2 separate regions of the Homo sapiens genome follow, and region 2 is linked to region 1. The links are chromatin loops, found by intact Hi-C in ENCODE. Cell type or tissue: A673. All regions are shown on one strand. Each heading gives the region's core, and the rest is flanking DNA. Links, peaks and the distances in the headings are about the cores only.

What was found. Peaks named below come from ENCODE experiments on the same cell type or tissue, not always from the same donor. Only the 100,000 strongest peaks of a DNase experiment are listed, where the experiment ranks them.
Region 2: it touches region 1 in a loop (2.4-fold over the local background); 1 of 110 quality-filtered maps calls a loop at or near these places.

What each region holds. Positions count from the first base shown.
Region 1 is chr2:165,629,544-165,640,800 of GRCh38, forward strand. The region is part of intron 4 of CSRNP3 (cysteine and serine rich nuclear protein 3); the gene reads left to right. LOC124906085 (a long non-coding RNA gene) reads right to left here and starts at 11,147. Exons shown (of 3, transcript XR_007087279.1): 1 at 11,030-11,147. RefSeq lists enhancers at 4,933-5,512, 5,513-6,091. In A673, for the core only: no CTCF peak of the experiment used is centred there; DNase peaks (open chromatin) are centred at 4,048 and 5,528; H3K4me3 peaks cover 954 bases; H3K27ac peaks cover 3,164 bases.
Region 2 is chr2:165,456,528-165,467,784 of GRCh38, forward strand. No RefSeq gene overlaps it. Among named protein-coding and RNA genes, the nearest start is that of CSRNP3, 7.5 kb to the right of the region's middle. RefSeq lists an enhancer at 4,091-5,290. In A673, for the core only: no CTCF peak of the experiment used is centred there; a DNase peak (open chromatin) is centred at 6,084; H3K4me3 peaks cover 693 bases; H3K27ac peaks cover 2,562 bases.

The DNA of each region.
Region 1 (11,257 bases), core at 3,126-7,125:
GTGAGGCAGCTGAGGCATCACAGGTATGCGACTTGTCCCAGGTCATTTGGTTACTTGTTGGACCAGAAGAGAGACCTAAATCAGAGGCAGAGTGAAATGTTTTCCCTCTAGGGTCATTCATGAAATATTCTACCAAGTGAGAAATGAAGATATCTCGATATGTTTGATTCAGAAATCAAATTAGTAAATGTTAAACCCCAGAACCATCAGTAAACTGTGAAAATCTGAAATGGTGGCCTAGCATTAATCCTATTTGATCTCCCTGCTTTTTTTCCCCTTTAAAAGTTTTCATCTTTATTTGTCTTCATTTTGCACTCTACCTTTCATTGATTCCCCTTTTATTTCTGGCTGCCCTGCCTGCTGCATTCAGCAAGCCATTCCTTCTCTCAGGTCTAGAGGACCCCAAGCTGATTTCCTGTGGTTCACTTCTAACCACTTAAAAGAAAGGTTGCAGCATTTTCTTTTGTACTCAGGTGAATTTGATTGTTTAAAACAAGCTTTCTTTCAAAGACTCTCAACAGACTGTACAAAAGCTTAATCATCCTATCTGTACGTAGACTAAAATAAAACCTAGGGTGCATCATCCAAGGCTGTCTATTCTTTGATTTTTGAAGACGTAAAAAAGCTCCTTTTTTGTCTCCTTTTCTGCCTGAAAAAATAAATTCTGGCGTTCTTAGGAAACAATGCATTAATCCTAAAAGTGTGTATGTGTATTTTGAATTAGTCTTTTCGTTTTCTACTAAGACAGCATTTAGAATAGCCATTTTTATTTCTTGTATACCTAAGACTGACTCCTCCTTTTCCTTCAAGATTTTATTTAGTCCCTCTGATTTATTGCCTTTCCCTCTTTTCCTGTGGTGTTACCCATTTATAATGCCTTCTCTTTGATCACTTTGAAATCCACCATATGTTTTCCTGTTTGCCATCTCCCGACTTCCCCATGGCATTAACTGCAGTGAGTGGTGGACTCCTTGTCGGGACCCATGAAGGATCTTTGTTTCTTCAGCTGGACAGCAACAACTCCTCCAGCCTGGGTCTCCAGGATCCTCTCCAGAACTGCTTTCAGTATCTCTTTCTCTCCCAGTTATCAAATGACAGACAAAGTAATCATTTTACATTTACTCCATACATGGATATATCTCTTACAGTGAATTTCAGCACCATTTTAGGAAACACTGTCCTTGTACAGCCACCCTGTAGTGGGAATTTTATCAGAAATTATTGTATTTCTCATGTAATAAAATTGATGATATTTGACGTGTTCAAAGTTAGTTCTTTGATTATTCAGAGTTAGTGGAGCAAAAGTCTATTGCCTTCATTTATTTAACAAACATTTATCAAAAGCCTACTAAGAGACATACAGAGATTTGTGAATGAATACCCCAGGGAGGCTAATTATTTGTTAACGTTTCTTATTAGGGCCAAGGTTTCTAATTATTTGTATAGCTTTTTCATTATGTTCAAAAATAAGAGATTTATTACCCACACTAAACATTATATAACATTATAACTTAATCATAATTGCCTTATTATTGCAATATTCTGAGCCAGATAACTTCCGAGGAGGTATATTAGAGGGTTTTAAATTTCAATGTTAACATAAATCACTGGTTCTTGGTAAACAGCAGTTATGCCATGCATTATACACATTCAGAATTTCGGCTCCCTGTGACTTATGACTTCAGGCAATTGACTAGGGGCTAGAGACAATGTGTGTGTGTATGTGTGGGTGCAGGAATTGGCTCTGCCTGTAAATTACAAGGGGCAGCTTGATGTGCAGGCCATGAGTGTCCTCAACAGAGATGAGTGGTGCCAATGAAGGCGTTTTTATATTCTCACTCTAGGGAGCTGTTTACTTTGGTGGGAACAAGACCGATATACAAGTTGCCTGTCTTCTGTGGAAATCTAATTTTACTGACACATATATTTTATTTATTCCATTGATATTCTGTAAGCTCTTATGGATGCCTTTATAGCAGCCAATGGCCAGCTCTCCTGCCTTTAATGTACTGTGGATATTAAGAAAAAGCATGATTTTCTCCATGCCTTAAAAGACCTCAGTCTATTAGAAGAGGCAGAAGTGGAAACAGATAAGTTACACAGATCAGTAAGTAAACAATCAGAACATGTCACTATGCTTAAATTATATTTTTATAGCCATACCTGTTCTATAAATCAGAAGTTAGCAAACTACAGCCTTGCAGGCCAAACCCACTCTTTCACCAGTTGTTATAAATAAAGTTTTATTGGAAAACAACTACTCTCACTCATCTACCTATTGTCTGTGGCTGCTTTTGCACTATAATGGCAGAGTCAACTAGTTTCAAGAGACTGAATGGCTCACAAAGCCAAATGGTTAATATCTGGCCCTTTAAAGAAAAGATTAATATCTGGCAATCAAATATGTGTGAACGTGTTTCAAAGGGATGGGTTTAAATACTATTAATATTTAGAGCATCAACCTAACTCAAGACTTGTTTGCAGAATTTTTACAGTTTCTGTGCTGCATGGCCAGGCCTAGAAATGATAACAAAATATGACTATCATCACACTAAAGTTAATAGAAAATTATTAAACATTTTATGAGTGCTTAGAATATAGCATAGGTATTAATTCTGAATTTAGTGTGAACATGTTCTTTTTATTCTTTTATCAATGTCACAGGGCTGTCATTGTATTAGGAAAATAAAGTGAAGTGCCAGGCATGGTAGTTCACACCTGTAATCCTACTACTTTGGGAGGCTGAGGCAGGAGGATTGCTTGAGGCCAGGAGTTCAAGACCAGCCTGGGCAACAGAGCAAGACACTGTCTTTACAGAAAATTTAAAAATTAGCATGTGTCTGTGGTCCCATCTACTTGAGAGGCTGAGATGGGAGAATTGCTTGAGCCCAGGAGTTTGAAGTTGTAGTGAGCTATAATCACAGCATTGCACTCCAGTCAGAGTGACAGAGCAAGACCCTGTCTCTTTAAAAAAAATAACAAAAATAAGGAAACCAAATGTTATTCTCTCTCCCCATGAATGTTCTATCCCTGCAATGGGACTTTACAGCTTTACAGTTACATTTTTAAAAGCTAAACCTAGAAATCAACAAATCTAACCATTTTATGTTTAAATAGAGTCTCCATGAGAATATTTTGATTCATAAAAAGGAACTTAAATGAGTATTTCTTTATGAGACATTTAAATAATTATGGCATGCCCCATGATTCACCCCATCTTTATTTCATTACTGTTTTATCAGAGCTTTGCATTATCAAGTTGAGTTGAAACAACATGGGCTACATGACTTACCAGCTATCAATTTTCGTTTCCTATCTGCAAAGTAGAAATCCGTTATATCATTTCTAAGGCTATTCCAGAAGGGAATAAAGCCTGAAAAACACTTAGCACTGTGGTAGACATGTGAAAAATATTATCTTCCTTACCTTCTTTTTGATATAATCTGTAATATTTGAACATTTTCTTATGTCATACTTTATGCAAATACAGTATTTCTGTCACGTTAAACTTAGCAAAAAACCACCTAAGTGAACTATACACTGATTGTGTAGTTAAGCTTGTTTAATATCTCTTAAAACATTCATCTCAGTTGTTACCTGAAAATACCGATTTAAGAGACTTAAGTCTAGTGATGCCCTATTCCAAAGGACTTAATAATGTAATGTTATTGCTAAAAGGAAGGCAGCCAAGATTGTCTTTTATTGTTTATTTCTATCACTTAAATCACCTACAACTATGTTGGCATAAGGATCACTAAAGTCCTAGAGTAAGCGGATTTATAGTCTCTGTCTTTAAGAAAGAAAGTAATGGCCTATTGTGAAGCCTCGAATTCTGGCATCGATAATATTTTGATTTTGTTATTTTTCTAGGATTTCTTATGAACCTGTGTGGAAAATATTTAGGTATGTTTTCATTACAAAACGAAAGCAATTTCTTCTGAAAATCGCAGCTTCTTTCGTCTTGCTTTGTTCAGCATTCTAATGCCTTTCTTTGTTTTCCACATAAGAACTTCAATCTCCCAGCTCACAAGCTTTCCAAGACTCCCCACTGAGCACAGAACAAAATCCAGTCCCCTGATCCTAAGATTTAAGCTTGAAACCATGCTAGCCTATTCAGCTATTACATGTTGAATACTAGGGCTGCATCTTACTGCTTTGCTCATTTCCTCCTTGCTGAGGACAATGCCTGGCACATAGTAGTTGCTCCATAAATTTCTGTTAAATATAACTAGTTACTAAAATATAGACAGAAGCTCCTCTGCAATCATTCACTATTTGTGGCTCCCTGAATGTGTTCTTCCCCTTACAACCTCTGGGTACTTTCCTGAACTGTTGAAATCCTGCCCACACTTCCAAGACCCTGCTGCACAAAGCCTCTCATGATCTTTCAGTAGTCAAAATTAATTTCTTCATTGGGTTTTCATAACACTCCTTATGTCTGTTACGCTATTAAACCAATTCATTTATTCTACAAATATTTATTCATAGACTATCTTTGTAAAACATTATTTGAGGTCCAGCCCCGTGGCTCACACCTGTAATCCCAACACTTTGGGAGGCCAAGGCAGGCGGATCTCTTGAGCCCAGGAGTTCGAGACCAGCCTGAGTCACATGGCAAAACCCCGTCTCTACTAAAAATACAAAAAATTAGCCAGGCATGATGGTGTGTGCCTGTAATCCCAGGTACTCAGGAGGCTGAGATGGAAGAATCATCTGAACCTGGGAAGTCAAGGCTGCAGTGAGCTGAGATCGCACCACTGCACTCCACCCTGGGCAATGGGAATGAGATCCTGTCCAAAAAAAGAAAAAAAACACACACAGAAAAACATTATTTGAAAAACATACAAAAAACACATATTGAGCACCTGTTCTGTCTGCCAGGAAATATTCTAGGAATGCAGCATACAGTTGTAAATAAGACCGGCGAAGGGCCCTGTTCTTACAAAGGTTACATTCTGGTGGTCAAGATGGATAAGAAACAGACATATGCATAACATCAAGTAGTGATACAGACTCCAGAAAAAATAAAACAGAGAAAGGAAATAAAGAAGATGGATGAGTAAATAGCTTACGGAAGTTAAGGAAAGGATCTCAGAGAAAGGGATATGAATAGCAACCTAGATTACATTAGGAAGTACCCAGGCCCTGTGCTAGGTGCTAATAATTTAAAGATCAGTGAAGCATGTTCTTTGCTTACAACCTGGTGAAGAAACCTACCTGGAGGTGACAACAATTACACTCTAGTGTCTAGAAAGTACTCCAGTACATCCTGCAGAGGAAAGTCATTCTCACACTGGTATGGTTGCCTTGCTATTTGATGTGCATCTGTGTGCCTTACTTTATTGTTATCTCGTCCAGGAAGGAGCCTGTGTTGTTCACTTTGGTATTTCCCCAGAGTGCTAACAGTCCCTGATGCATTCTAGGCCCAGCAGGCTATTGAATCCAGCCAGTGCAGTCCTGAGGGGAGTGTTCCCAGACTTACACTGCAGCTGGGGAGGAGCCAGCCTGGAGCTCCGGGCTTGGTGTTCTCAGCTGAGGGAGCTGATTGCTCTCCCTCTGTGAATTGCTGTACACACTGAGAAGCCCTGCAGCAGCAGATCTGATGAGTGGGAGAGCTGCCAAAGTGCGCAGCCAGGCTGGGCCCCTGGGGTGCCCGTGAGGGCATCCTCTTATTTTCTGTTTGAAAAGCTGACTGAGATCATAGTGGAGACAAGTGGGCAGAACCTAGACAAAACTCATTCTTTTCTCTGTATATTTATAAAAAATGTACCTCAACACCACATAGGACAATCTGATTCCTTTTGATGACAAGAGCCTGCCTCCATTTTACTCCTGGGAAAAGAAGGAGCTTTAAAGGAAAACTTTAAATTCAAAGTCATTGGAAACCCTTACCCTCCTTCCCAGAGGTACATTTGAGACTACAGTCTCTGGGCTAATCAGGTGCTTTAATAGAGGTTAGCGTTTGGAGAGGGCAAGTGAGACAGAAACAGGATTATTTGTGTTCAGGTAAGAACATGTTATCATAGGATGTTCATGCACACAGGACAAATAGAAATGTCGATACCCTATTTTATTTATTATATTGTTTTCATATGATATAATATTGCCTTGTCTAAAGGCAGTATCTTACCTGATGGTAAAACCAGTCTAGACTTGTTTAGTCTTTGTGTTAAAGGGACAGTAAGCTTACAGATGCTTTAGTCATAGGCCAGTACAGCTCACCAGGGTTGTAGGCCAGAACTACACAATTCTATAGGATTAAACATCTATTTGAGAGTTGCAGGTAGTCAGTGCATGACAAACATGCAACTTTCCCTCCATCTCTTTGGTGCTACCCTTCCTTGCTCCATACCCATTTTTTCTTTCCCTCCTCAATTGTTCCTCTGGAGAATTGTAGAGTCAACTCCCACCATGATGCAGAGCCCTTCACCTCCCCACCAGCTTCTGCTTCAAAGCTCACATATCCAAACACACCATGGGGAGTAAGAAATACACCCAAGGGTAAAGAAACTTGTTTATTGCTATAACCCAGTTTCTTAAACTTACGTAAATGAATGCTACTGTTTTAATAGTATTCCTATTAGTGTTAAGAGAAACAATCTCTTCCATTGGCTCAAATGACCTTTCTTGCTCTTATTAGCTATGGCAAGTGACACATTCATATGTAAGCAGATTGGTAACTTACACAGAAGCTACTTAGAAATTGCCTGGATTCTAGGTGCTTAATATATATTTATTCAGTGAATAAATAAATATGAATGCATGTGTGCATAATTGGATGAATGAATGGATAATTTAGGAGTTTATAGATAAGATTCTCTTTGAGTGAATAACATAGGAAGATGATCTGTATGTTTTCAGAGGCCTGTATATGAGGATAACTGTACTAACTCCATCAATAAGACACGTGTCTTGAGATATTTTCCCAGTAATATTGATATATTTGTGTTTTTCTGATCCATCTCCTCCCATTAAGTTCTCATAACCCATAGCATCAACATTCAAGATGGAACAAGTAATCATTATTGCCATGTCTAACTTTGGCTTCACTAGAACTAAATGAACAAATTAATCACATATACTTAACATAAGTAGGTGTGTAACTATAAAAACATACATATGTAATATTTGTATATGTAAGTCATATGCATATTTTAATTCTAGCAAAACTTAATTCTAACAAAAATATGGTTATTGTTTCCATCCATTCTAAAATTTCATCATGCTAATGCTACTACAATTTTATTATTTTTTAAATAATTAGAGTATTAAGCATTAATTAGTTCATTTACTAATTTTTTTTAATAATGCTAGAGCAAAACACATAGATTTGGTTCATGACTGGTGGCTAGGCAATGAGGGCAGTCACTAGGCAGTAGGGTTGACCTCTATGGAAGACAACCAGCATTCCTATTCACAATGTCCCAGGTGTCATGGCATACTCAGTTCTGATCCAGATAGGTTTGGTTGGCTTGTTTTGTTGTTTTGTTTTTGTTTTTAGCTAAAATTTCTGATAGAATAGCACAAAGTATGGCAGAAGGTATTGCTAGATCAAGGCAACAGGTGAGTCACAGAAATATGATTCTAGGTTGATTCAACAAGGCTATAGCCAGAACTCATAAAATAGCTTGAAATTAAAGGAACAAGTCAATGTCCTGAACAGAAGGAAAGACCTTAACATGACTAGGCCTGTCACTAGGAAAGCTTGAGTTCTAACAAGGAAATGGAACGTGAATCCAAAAGCAAGAATGAGGCTACAACTTAATTTGTCTGGGTCTTTATATAGAGATTTGGTGGAAACACTACTACCCAGTGGGTGTGAGTATGCCCTGTGATGCAGAAACAGATTAATTGTATACCTGGCATCACTAATGGAGATGGAGCTATTAGTGTATTTTCAGGCTCACTATCATTGGCTCAGAATTAGGTGGTATTAGTACTCATAGCTGGTCATGATTGGGATCGGAAAGGAGCGCCACATTCATGACCATTACTGAGTGGTTTCTGCTCTGCAACATACTTTATGGATCTCTATGAATAAGTATGAATAAGTACCAGTGCTTATGCTTAATGGAGTTTTGAAAATGTAAAACATATGATCATAAGTGCCAGAGTATAAGATGACTCATTTATAGCAATGCCATTTCATGAATGCATTAAACAATTTCATTGTCTTCAATTCAGAAAACTATAGTGGAAGTGTTTCTTAATGTACAAAATGGAGAATTTACAGTCTTTGTAAATCTACTTTTTGTGAATGTTCATTGTGTAAAAGTTGGAAAGTTCAAAACAGTGTACAGATACAGATTCATTACCCTAATACAACCAGTATTCGCATTGTATTAACCCAGTATTTTTTAAAATGTACTATTATATAGTTGCTACAAATTATTGTTAAACCTTTTTTAATGCCCCTTTTTCACTGAATACTATATCAGACATTTTCTAATATTATTGAAATATCTATAAAATCTTATTAATTTTATTGGCTACAAAAATATCCCAATATATATAGTACAAAAGACAGTCATTTTACTCAACCATTTCTATGAAGTCAGGCATTTAGGTGTTTTGTCAATATTTCATTATTATATTTAACTTAGTGATGAACACATTTTGACATAAATCATTTTCTAGGCTGGGAGTGGTGGCTCACGCCTATAATCCCAGCACTTTGGGAGGCCAAGGCAGGTGGATCGCTGGAGATCAGGATTTCAAGACCAGCCTGACCAACATGGTGAAACCCCGTCCCTACTAAAAATACAAAATAAACTGGGTATGGTGGCACATGCCTGTAGTCCCAGCTACTCAGGAGGCTGAGGCAGGAGAATTGCTTGAACCCAGGTGGCGGATATTGCAGTGAGCTGAGATCGTGCCATTGCACTCCAGCCTGGGCAACAAAAGTGAAACTCCATCTCAAAAAAAAAAAAATCATTTTCTAAATTTCTGATTATATCCTTACTACTGATTCCTATATTTAGAACTATTTATTTTATATTTTTTAAAAGATGAAGATGCTTTCTGAAAATGTTGTAAATCTTTAATATGCCAACAAGTAGTATAGAAAAGTACCTATCTCTTTGTACTCTTGCCACAACTGAAAATTTTTATAATTTTGCATTATTTGCTAGACAGCAAAAATATATTTTGTTATTTTGATTTTTATTTCTTTGTGACCACTGAAGTTGAACACTTTCTTAAATATATTTTTAATATTTGAATGTTATTTTTTGTCAGCTTTGTATTCTTAAATTTTGCTCATCAATTGTTGGGAAATGTCCTCTGACAGAGAAAAAGTACAGTTGATTCTCAATATTCATGATAGTTATGTTCTATAAGGTTTCAGGGAAGACTGACTTAGTAAATACAGAGCCGTTGCTCCTGGGGGAAATACAGGGTTAGGTACCTGTTGAGCCTCTGGTCATAACATTTTCATCCACCAATCAATACATAATCTTGTTTTGTTTGTTTCCGTTTAAAGACACCTTATTAAATATATGTTGTTGATTGATTAACATTAAACTTATGACCAACAACACCATAACTTATGCCTGAAAAAAACATGTCTTGTCACGTATTTTCTCTATATGACACATCGCTGCTTTCTTGCATTTAGGAATAGTAGACAGCACTGGTACTTGGGGGCCTTTTCAAACAGGAAAATTACCTACAAAAAGCACAAAACGTGCAAATAATGTGGCACTAAGCACCATATGAAGGACATTTGTTTACAGTAGGAGAGCTGAAATAGGAAGGCAAAAGTCACCTTGTTCAGCCTCAACTGGGAACATACACATGGGACAACTCAATTTTTCACTGTTCTGCGAGGTCTGTGAATGTGTATTGATTTGGAGTTACAAATAAATTCGGAATCTATAAATAATGAGAATCAACTGTTTATATCTTAGTGATCTGGCCACAAAGTGCATGGTTATATACACGGCTGAGTAAAGAAGTTAATGAGTGGATGGATAAATATAAATCTGTTCATTTTAAAGGGAACAAGTCAAAAGGTGTCCTTTAAATCCCGTGATTTTGAAATATACACAGGAGTTGCCATACCCAACAGCAAAGAAAGGACAAATCTGAGAATGACAAAGTCAGTGTTTTGACACCTGAGGAGATACAGCAGACAGGGAAATGGAAAGGGCATTGCTGTGAAGCCAGGCAGAGTTGGATGTGAGACTCATTTTCCAGGCTTATGACCTTGGAGGAGAGCCACTTGGAGCCTCTAATTCCTCCTTCAGAAAATCAAGATTAAAATATCCATCTTAGACTGTCTCTTACAGATACCTTTTGTCTCTCATTCATAATTATGACCCTAGGACTTAGCATTATTCCTGATATATTTGTCAATTATCTGTCAGAAATATATCAGTTATTCAGTGTCCATTACCTTTATGTGCCAAAACAAATATCAGACCCCAAAAAAGTATTTAAATTCCAGAATGCTATACATTTAAAGTACAGAACAGAGCATTTTAATTGTAAAACTCTTATCATGTGGGGCTGGTTGCCTCCAATGAATAGTTCATACATATTGATTCTCTGTGTCAGGCACTCTACTGCTTCATATAAATGATTTATGTGAATTCAAATTATATAAATGATTTTTGATTTCTTTACTTTTAACAAACACTTATACAGTACTTACTACGTGCCAAACTTTGTTTAATGTGTTACAAATATTTATTTAATCCTCATAACAGCACTATGTGATGAGTATTATTATTAAAACTATTTATACATGAGGTGAGCGAGACAGAAAGATTAATTTGTCCTAGCTCACCCAGCAAGTAAATGACAGAGCAGGATATGAACTAAGTGCTTTTTGTCCACTATTCATGTTTATACCATTACTTCACCACTGCCCTAGGAGATTCCAGATAAGGAATGGGTGCCATAGCTGACCTAAGGTGGCAATGAATCTACTGGTATGTTTCACTCCAAAGCCTGCATCATTAGGATTGATAGCTTCAGGCCACTAGCAGTCTGGTACTGCAGAGGCTTACAGGGGCTTACTACTTACGTTGCTTCTAGCTGCTTCTAACATGCAGGTAGCTTCCTCTCCCCATTTTCTGAATAATGTAGCTAGATTATTATTGCTTAATTCTAGAGTTTGGATCCTGGGAGCAGCTGTTCACAGGCTATAATAAGGAAGAAGAAAGAGTATGAGAGCATTCCAGAACTAATAAAGGAAGGCAATATAGTGTCAAGATTAACAGCTTGAGCTTGAGCTTGACACTGTCTGCATTCA
Region 2 (11,257 bases), core at 4,348-8,347, 170 kb before region 1:
AATGAGTTTAGTAACAGACTGGATATAGCTAAACAGAGAATTAATAGGGTGGAAGAAAAGTTAGAAGAAAATATCCAAACTAAAGTAAAGGGAAAAAATGATGGAAGATATACATAAGCAGAGAGTCAATACATATGACATAGTGAAATGGTCTAACATATACGAAACTGAAGCATCAAAAGTGGAAGACAGAAAATGAGAAGAGAGAGAATATTCAAAGACAAAGAACTTTCCAAAGCTGATGAAAGAAACCAAAGATTTGAGGAGCACTACAATCCCAAACAAGATAAATAGCACAAATTAATAAATAAAAAATAAATCACAGTAAAACTGCTTAAAATGAAAAATTAAGAATACTGAAAGAAAGGATACTAAATTTATCATCAGATGACCTGCACCCATAGAAATATCAAAGAAATTTCTTTAGGCAACAGGAAAATGATTTCATGCAATAACATAAAACTGAAAAAAGAACAATACAAATTATAAATATGTGCCTACACTAAATGGATATACACTGTTTAAAAAATAGTAAATTCCTATGAGGTTTAAATGTATGAAAAACTAAAATTAAAATCCATCACAACAGTAGGACAAAAAACTTAGAAAAAGATAAGTAATTCTTACATTTTTGGGAAAAGGATAAAAGTACTTATTTATATTAAACTTTAATAAATGTTGGCTGTAGACTAATCACTATTTAAGTGGTAAAAGAATGTGTAAAGGAGAAAATGGAATAATAAAAATGCTTGAGCCAGGCACAGTGGCTCATACCTATAATTCCAGCAATTTGGGAGGCCAAGGTGGGAGGATCACTGGAGCCCAGGAGTTCAAGATCTGCCTGGACAACATGACAAAACCCCATCTCCACAAAAAATACAAAAATTAGTTGGACATAGTGGTGCACGCCTGTAGTTCCAGTTACTCAGGAGGCTGAAGTGGGAGGATCATTTGAGCCCCAGCGGCAGAGGCTGCAGTGAGTTGAGATTGCAACACTGCACTCTAGGCTGGATGACAGAAAACATTTTTGTAATGTTTTATTTTTTTTTCCTGCCTCGGAAAAAAAAAAAAAAAAGCAAAACAACAAACACAAAAAAACAAAGGAAACAAAATATATCCTCCATCCAGTCTAATTAAAATCCTAGCATATATTTTACCTTTTTCAGGAAAACATCCACAACATACTCTGTTGTCAAGTTTGTGATGAAACAAATACCCTCAAACATGGTTGCTGGTGGTCATACGAAAGCACAGAACCTCGTAAATAAGGAATTAGTAAATTCCAACAAAATTGAGTATGCATATACTCTTTAGCCTATCGTATCTCATTCTTTCAAAAGTGGCGAAGAAAGGGAAAAATAAGATTTATTCTCTTTCCCCTATGAATTATTAACTCAGAATAAACAAAAAATGAACAAAGTTTCTCAATTTGCTATTAAATGTACAAGGAATAATAAGATTTGGTTATCATTAATTTTCAGCTTCAGATAAAATTATAGATGTGTTATGATTATGAATACCTAACATCATAAAAAGAAAATCAACCCAAACTTGTACTAACACTACATACACAATCTAGGAATAAAGTGTGAAGGTAACCAAACATCTAGATTTAAGTACCAGAGGAACATATTAAATAACACATTGGGAAAGCAATCAGCAAAATTGAGACCACGGAAAACTCTACAGAGTAAAGGCTATGGCTTCATCAACAAATAAATTACAGCAGGAGAGAAAGAGAGAGAGAAAGGGAGGTGGGTCAGGGCAACCTGTAGGTTAAAAGAGACCATTTGCAGTGTGCTATGTATGAATGGACTTTCTTTGGATGCTGATTTCAACAAAAATCTAGAAAACACTCATGAGACATTTGGAGAAATGTGAACACCAACTGTGTATTTTTTATATGGAATAAAGGTATTTTTAGAAGTTTCCTTGTCTTTTAGATAATTTTTAAAATTTTTTTCAGATTCAGGGGTATGTTTTTAGGCTTGTTATAAGGGTGTGTTGCATAATGCTGGAGTTTGGCTTCTATTGAACCCATTACCTGAATAGTGAAAATAGTGCCCTACCCAATATGTATTTTTTCAACCCCTTGCCCCTCTCCCTTTCTCCCCACTTTTGGAGTTCCCTGTATTTATTGATTCCATCTTAGTGCCCATATGTACCCATTGTTTAGTGCCCACTTTTAAATGAGAACATGTGGTAGTTGATTTTCTGTTTCCACATCAATTCACTTTAATTCACTTAGGATAATGGCCTCCAGCTGCATCCATGTTGCTGCAAAGGACATGATTTCATTCTTATTTATGGCTGCATAGTATTCCATGATGTATATCTACTGCATCTTCTTTATCCAATTTATGGTTGATGGGCACTTAGGTTAATTCCATGACTTTGCCATTGTGAATAGTGCTGCAATAAACATATGAGTATAGCTGTCTTTTTGATAGGACAATTTCTTTTCCTTTGGGTATATAGCCAGTAGTGGGATTGCTGGGTCAAATGGCAGTTCAATTCCAATTCTTTGAGAAATCTACATACTGTTTTTTTATAGGGATTGAACTAATTTACATTCCCACCAACAGTGTATAAGCATTCCCTTTTGTCTGCATCCTCACGAACATCTATTATTTTTTTACTTTTTAATAATAGCCATTCTGACTGGTGTGAGATAGTATCTCATTGTGGTTTTAGTGTGCATTTCTCTGAAGATTAGTGATAAGCATTTTCTCATGTTGGCCACTTGTATATCTTCTTTTAAGAAGTGTCTGTTTATGTCCTTTGCCCACTTTTTAGTGAGTTTTTTTCTTATTGATTTAAGTTCTTTATAGATTCTAGATAGTAGTCCTTTGTCAGATGCATAGTTTGAAAATATCTTCTCCCATTATGTAGGTTGTTTGTTTAATCTGTTGATTTTTTTTTTTTTTTTGCTATGCAGAATATCTTAAGTAAGTCTCAATTGTCAATTTTTGTTTTTGATGCATTTGCTTCTAAGGGCTTAGTCATAAATTTTTTGCCAAAATTCTTGCCCAAATTCTGGGCATTTCCAATGTCCAGAAGAGGTTTACTTCTAGAATTTTTTTTAACAGTCTGAGGCCTTAATTTAAGTCTTTAATCCATCTTGTTAATTTTTGTTTATGGTGAGAGGTAGAGGTACAGTTTCATTCTTCTGCATATGGCTAGCCAGCTTTCCCAGCACAATTTATTGAGTGGGGTGTCCTTTCCCCATTGTTTCTTTTTGTCAACTTTGTTGAAGATCAGTTGATTGTAGATGTGCAGCTTTATTTCTGTGTTCTCTATTCTGTTACATTGATCTCTGTGTCTATTTTTGTACTAGTACCATGCTGATTTGGTTACTACAGCCTTGTAGTATCGTTTAAAGTCAGGCAATGTAATACCTCTGGTTTTGTTCTTTTTGCTTAGGATTGCTTTGGCTATTTGGGCTTTTTCGTGGCTCCATGTGAATTTTAGAATACTTTTTTGTAACTCTGTGAAAGATGACATTGGTAATTTGATAGGAATTCCATTGAATCTGTAGATTGCTTTGGGCAGAACAGTCATTTTAATGACATTGATTCTTCTAATCTATGAATATGGAGTGTTTTTCCATTTGTTTGTGTTATCTATGATTTCTTTTATCAGTTATTTTTTCTGGTTCTTTTAAATAATGAATATTTATGGGTAAAATAATATGAAGCCCATAGTGTGCTTTAATATAATGGGGTAGAAGTGGATAGGGTCTGAAGGAAACAACAACAATCATGGGTTATTACTGAAACTTGGTGAAGTACACATGGAAATTATTGTATCTATTCTTTCTAAATTTGTATTTGTTTAAAATTATCATTAATAAACAGTTAAAATGTAATGTCCTTTACCTTATAAAAATACATATTTCTGAGACAGAAACTTCATGATTTTTATTTCGCGGGTGTGAGGTAAGAACCAGGAGTTTGATTTTAGCTGGGGTCCCAAATGTTTCTCATGTACATTATAAAAAATATATAGTTTTATGACTCTCCAGCACTTTAATTATAACATATGATTATATTATAAAATAATAATTGACATATTGATTTTTCATAATATTAAAGTGTATTTTTATCTTCACAATTAGACAATTGACCTTATGTTATTTTCTCTATTATTGCACTAGTACCAGTTCTTTACCATGATAGACATTCAAGCATTTATTTCTCTTGAAGTGAGTGTATATTTCTCAGTCCAGAAGAGTCTTCTCTGAAATCCACAAAACAAAGGTGAGATGCTAATTTTTCCTAAAACACACAAGACAAAGCTAATGATATATACCTCTCATAGATCAACTGCTGTTTTGCTTCAAACACTTAAATATCACAAAACACACCATATTTGTTTATTCATTTGTAAGCTTAAGAGCTTATTATTATTATCATTAGAGATAGAGTCTTGCCCTGTTGCCTGTTGCTCAGGCTGAAGTGCCTGTGCCACCATGCCTAAGTTTTTTTTGTTTTTGTTTTTGTTTTTGTTTTTTAGTAGAAACAAGGTCTCTCTATGTTGCCCAGCCTGGTCTCGAATTCCAAGGGATCCTTCTGCCTCTTCTTCCTGAAATGCTGTGATTACGGGTGTGAGCCACTATGCCTGGCCAAGAGTTTATCCCTAATCCTCTGCTTTAAATAAATTTACAACTGAAAACTGGACTTTATTAGAAAATAATAAATTAATTAATAATGGTAATGATAAATACCTCATAGCATCTGCTTTGGCAAGATCAGAACTTAAAATCTTGTTATTTTTTTTCCCCCAAATGAAGATAGGAAGAAAAACTAGTAGGATGAAAAGGCTTCAAAATATGCATGTAAGAGTGGTAAGAGAAGGACAGAAAAATCAGTCCAGACATTTCGTTACTCACCATGAATTGCTTTTTTTCTTACAGAGTCTCACTCAGTCATCCAGGCTGGAGTGCAGTGGCGCAATCTCGGCTCACTGCAAACTCTGCCTCCCGGGTTCAAGTGATTATTCTGCCTCGGCCTCCCAAGTAGCTGGGACTACAGGCGCGTGCCACCACACCAGGTGAATTTTTTTATTTTTAGCAGAGTTCGGGTTTCACCATGTTGGCCAGGCTGGCCTTGAACTCATGACCTCGAGTGATTCACCCTCCTTGGCTTTCTAAAGTGCTGGGATTACAGGCATGAGCCACTGTGCCTGGCCCATGGATTGCTTTAAGAAGTCAATTTGAGGTCTGCTGTGTACCAGAGCTACACCATAAACCACCTGCTGCTTTCCCTCACTTTAGGAAAGAGAAAAACTAAAAACCATTCTTCAGAATTTAATGAAACATAGAAATACCTATAAACTAATCAAGAGTGCTTTTAAAAATTATATTAGGATTCTTAGTTTTTAAGGCCATTTTGGTGGTTGTGAAGGAGAAAATTCACCTGAATAATTTTTACTTACCAAGTCCGTCAGAACACCTGCTTCCATTTCGAATATTTGAATTTTATAGACATCTTTGGCCAAACCTCACACTGTATACCATGGAAAAATTTTCCATGTTTTTTTTGCTGTTTTGCAAATAAAACTCTTCTGTTTGCAATGTGCAGCTGGATATACCATTTATTTTCTTCTTGTATGGATTAAACAGAACAAATAAGCTTAAATATTTCATTTATACAATAGCATTCTTAATTATGTTGTCATTTGTTTTATTTCCAAAAATTCTTATTTAAATATATTTTTATACATTCTTTGAAGTAAAGTATTTGACCTCACTTTTGTCTTTAATATAAATAAATTTAAATGGCTACAATTTCTTGCTATTATCATCCCAAATTTGTTACATAATTATCTATTTATTGAAAAGGAAAGAGTGCCTACCCATAATACTGTCTGGGAGAAATAGCTCCATAGGGGTTATGGCTCAGATCGACTTGGAGATAATGAAATGACGAAGCAGCTTTCATTTCTATCATTCACTCTGGGATGACTACAGAAGAACAGGATGTGTAGTCCTGTAGTACCCATCATAAAGATTTACACAAATTGTTCCTTTCTTCCAGAGTGCTGTTACTTTCCTCAGTGTTACATACTGTCATTAAATTCTCCACCCTCACTATTACAGCTTCCATTACCACCCACATGGCACTACGGCTTTATCCATGGGTGGCAGATGTTATCACCATATGTCATCCGATCAATTTTCCATTCAAGGGTAATGTAATGTTTGGGGGAAAGCCAACTCACACTTTAGTAAAGGCTGTCTCTGTAGTCTTCACCAGCCATAAATGCAAGCATCCTTTCAACTTATTGGCTCTGTTACCTAACCAAAAATCAGCAGGGATCTTAGAGGCTCATTGCATGTTTCCATGTTAGTTGGGCTCTCTCTCACTATCACCTGCCAAATTGTTTCCTATTAAGGAGTTTGGCATTATTTTGTTTTCCTCTACTTTTATTTATCTCAGAATATTCTGGACAGAGCATCATTAGATAGACGAGTACCAAAGGAAAGTATCAGTCTCAGGTCTGGTGTATGAGGCTGTTACTGCTTGTTTATTTCTAAGATCTATAGCTCATCTCCTTGCTCCAGGAGCTGGCATTACTCAGAGAGTTTGAAATTCTTATTCAATATAATTCTAAGAGGCAGCCAAAGTAAAGACAATATCAATTTATCTGTACAGTTCTGATTTACTCACGTGCTCTCTCTCTCTCTCTCAATCCTCTTTGCTTTCTTCTTTTCTCTCCATTTCCTTCCAACTCCATTCTTACTCTTGCTGTGGATTTGTATCTTTTTCCAGTAGATGTTATTGAACATCTATTATTTGCCAGTCCCTACCTTATGCTCTGCATATTTAAGTATTAAATAAAGTATAATTCATGTATGATTTCCAAACCTTGAAGATAAAACTGAAATTATTTTGAAACTAGTCTAGTCTAATCACTGCATTTCCTATCCATGTTGGGCAATTAAAATGTGGAATGTTAGGGAGATGAGAAAGTAGAAACAATTATGTATTTTTATTGTTTATGAGATTGCCTACGTTTCAAGTGCTCAAGCTGCCTGCAATTTGGTGAAGAAACTTCTGTTTACATTAGTAAAATTTAAATTTGCATTTAAATTTTTAAAACTTGGGTTGTGTCCTTTTTCCATTTTTGTCTTACCAGTTTCAAATCTAAATCTCATGGTCAAATTCATTCAAAACCCCTTAATTCCAATGATCACTTGGTTTGTCTTTCTTTAGAGGTTTTCCTGTCATTATGTATCTTTCTTGACATGTGATAACCAATAATTACTATGGCATTTCAGGTGTGGAAAATCTACATTTTTATATAAAATCAGCCTATTCCTATAAAATTTGCATTAATACCTTTCCAGAAGACAAGTTGGCTGGGGGGATATTTTTGGACAATTTGAAATAATGTGTTTACGAACCAGTCTAAAGTTAACCTTTTTCTGAGTTACAATTGATATTCAAACATCATCACAATTTAAAGTTTAAATTACTTATTCTTAACTTATAACTTTGTATCTAATGAAAATCACCTACTATTTTATTGTTCAGTCATGCTAACTTGAAAGCTATTCATAGGTTATTCTTGTTTACTTGTAAATGTAGTAGGATCAGAAAACTTAGATAATCTACTGTTCTCTGGGAGGACACTGGTGCCTGCAATGCCAGCTATTCTACAGGCTGAGGTGGAAGGACTGATGGTTCCCCAAGGTTCAAGTCCAGCCTAGGCAACAGGGTGAGACCTTGTCTCTTAAAAAAATTGTAAAAGAAGAGAACATTTTGTTAACATTGCTTAATTTTGTAAAATTAACAGCCTTATTTGCAGTAGTTTTTAGATTCCAGTTGTTGCTATGGTCCACGATCCTCCTCTTTGTTAAGCATTTTGTTGGCATGCGTCTCCAGGACAGGAAGTATGACTGCTGTTTAATTTGGTTCTCTACACATTGACCAATTCAGCACACTACTTCTATAGCATATATGTATATATTATACTGTATACATATGTTTTATGTATATTATTATTTAAAATATAATTTTCATTCATCAGAATGGTAGCTCCATAGAGTCAGAGACTTGGTCTTGTTTACTGCAGTACCTTAGTACCAAGAACAGTGTCTTCACATAAAAATGCTCAATAAACATCTCTGAATTCATACTTTAGAAGTGCATTGTTATTTTTATAGGCAACTAGTGAATAAATTCTTACTAATTTGCATCACTACATAAGTTATTTTATGAAATATCTTTGAGCATCTCTTACTGTCTGATTATCATGGTCTTTGCACATGGACATAGGCCACACTGGTGGTTTATTAGTCTCTCAACACCTCTGGGAATTTATAGCAGCATGTAAAATATTTTGGCCAGTTGTACCTAATTTTACCCTTGAGTTTCTGCAAACATTTGGATGGCTGCCACCAGGATTTGTTGATCTACTTATTCCTCTGTATTGATTAGGTCAAGAGTAGTCTTAGTGCTATTTATCATGTTTGGATTTGATACTTCTGAATCTCAATTTCAAAAACCAATTTAGGAATCAGTTAATGACTTCCTCAAAGAAGACTGGAATAAAAAATGATTTTTTTCTATTTTGTTTATATCCCTTGATATGTTATGAGACTGGAGATATTAAATAGTTCCACTGATCCTTCAGCTTATTTTTTTAGCAAATTTGAAGCTCTTAACTTTTATTACTTTGGTCTCTTACAAGAGTGTTCTCGATTCTGAGCTACATAATTTTTGATTCATCTGCACTACCACTCCTTAAGATCTTTTCAATTCCAATCACTTGACAAATTTCTGACTTTCAAAAATATAGGTTTTATTAAGATAGTCTCTTTGGACAGTTAGGTATGAAAAATTTTTATTTAATCATTTGATCTGTGCCAAGCCTCATCTATTTCCTTAGTGGTCATTATATTATCCCAAAACCTTACCTCTACAGCTCAATGGAAGAAACTTCACTTAATTAATACATAACATATTGAAATCCCTTCCTATTACAACCTGCTCTAATTTTGGACTTTCTTAAAAGTTGTCCATTATGTTACTCTTTAGGCTTATTTCTATTTTCAGCTTTTAAAGAATATTTTATTATTTAATTTAGGGTATTTTAACCTTTAGAAATTTTGTAATATTTCTCTTGTTATGAAAGATTTTTAAAGTCACTCAGACACACTCTCAGACGGTCTATTACCTTTGCTTCAGGCAAACAAGGCAACATGCAGCTGAGCTCCCGTGGCCATCAAAGGCCTGACTGTCACTGCTCCTTAGGAAAGCATCTCCCTCTATCAATATCAGCCTGTGATATTCCCATCATGTCACGCCTGTCTGATGAGTGGTGTAAGGTAGAGACCTGCAGCAGCAAGCAAGGCTCACTTTCTGCCTCTGCTCCTATTCTGTTTCTCTGAATTGAAAAGATGGTCTGGTGATGAGTGTGTTTGCTAGAAGACCCTTGTTCTGGGTGTATATAAAGCACTGTACTTGTCTCCATTTCTTTATCTTCCATCTGTTTTTCCAACCACCGCAGTCATCCTGCCCTACCCCAACCACTCCACTGAAACTGTTCACTGTCAGTTCACCAAGAACCAAATTGCAAATTTCATAGGTAACAACAATGTTTCTAAAATTTGAGTGTGCTTGTGGATCTTGTTACAATGCAGATTGTGATTCAGTTTACTGGGGTGGGGCCTGAGATTCTGCATTAGAACCAGCTCCCATGAGATGTCTAAGCTGGAATCAGTGGACTGCACTTTGAATAGCAAGGCATTAGCCCTCACCATAATCGTTCACCTTCCTGAAATTCTCTACTCCTTTGGGTTTTGCTACACCATTCTCTCCTGGCTTCCCTCCTCGCTAACTGTTCCTCCTAAGCATCTTTTCTTCATTCTGCTTTCTGCTTGTTCTTTAAAGGTAAGTAAATTCCCTGAGTTTCATTCTCAACTTATTTCTCCTCTTCCTAGAGTGATGATTCTCAAACTTTAGTGTACAAAGGAAGTCAGCTGAAAAATGTTATCAAAATGGAGCTCCCTAAGCTTCATTCCAAAGGTTCTGATTCAGTAGGTATGGGGTGGAGTCTCTTAGTCAGCATTTTTAATTCTGCTAAAGATGTTTTTCTTTTTTAAAAAATAAATGTATATAAATATGGCATACGTAACCTCATATTGTCTTAATTAAACACGATGTATGTCATAACCTCATATTATCTTAAACACAATATTTATATATATTTAATTAGTAAAAGTTTGCTATAGTGAAGCAAACTAACATATCCATCATTTCATATAGCTATACTTTTTTGTTGTTTTTGTGGTAAGAGTAGCTAACATCTACTTATTTTACATGAAACCCATAGTACAATTTCATTACCTGTAGTCCTCATGTTGTACATTAGATCTCTAGACTTGTTCATCATATATATATATATATACACACATATACACACACACATACATATATATATATATATATATGCTTCTTTGTATCCTCTGACCTACATCTTCCCATACCCCCAGTCCCTGCCTCTGGTAATCACTGTTTTGTTCTCTATCTCTATATATTTGATTTTTTTTTTTACAAAGATTCTGCATATAAGTGAGACCAGGCAATATTTCTGTGTCTGGATTATAGCACATAGCATAATGTCCTCCAGGCTCATCTACATAGTGGCAAAAAGCAAGATCTATTTTTTAGGACTGAATAATATTCCATTGTGTATTTGTACCACATTTTTATCCCCTTGTCCATCAATGAATGCTTAAGTTGTTTCCATATGTTGGCTATTGTGAATAATGCTGCAATGAACATGGTAATACAGATATCTTTACAAAGTTGTGATTCCACTTCTGAGTATATGCCCAGAAGAGAGATTGCTAGATCATATGGTAGTTCTATTTTTAATTTTTTTACAATCATCCATACTGTTTTTCATAATGCTGTAGCAGTTGACATTCCCACCAACAGTGTACAAGAGTACTCTTTTCTCTACACTCTCTCCAACATTTATCTGCAGACATTTTGATAACAGCCGTCCTAATAAATATGAGGTGGTATTTCTTAGTAATTTTGATTTACATTGCCCTGAGGATTGGTGATGCTGAGCATATTTTCATAAACCTGTTGTCCATTTTTATGTCTTCTTTGGAGAAATGTCTATTTGGGCCTTTTGTCCATTTTGTATTGGGTTTGTTTTTCCACTGTTAAGTTTTATGAGTTCTTTATAAAATTTTTATATTAAACCCTTAGGGTGCTCATTTATTTTCATTACTTTA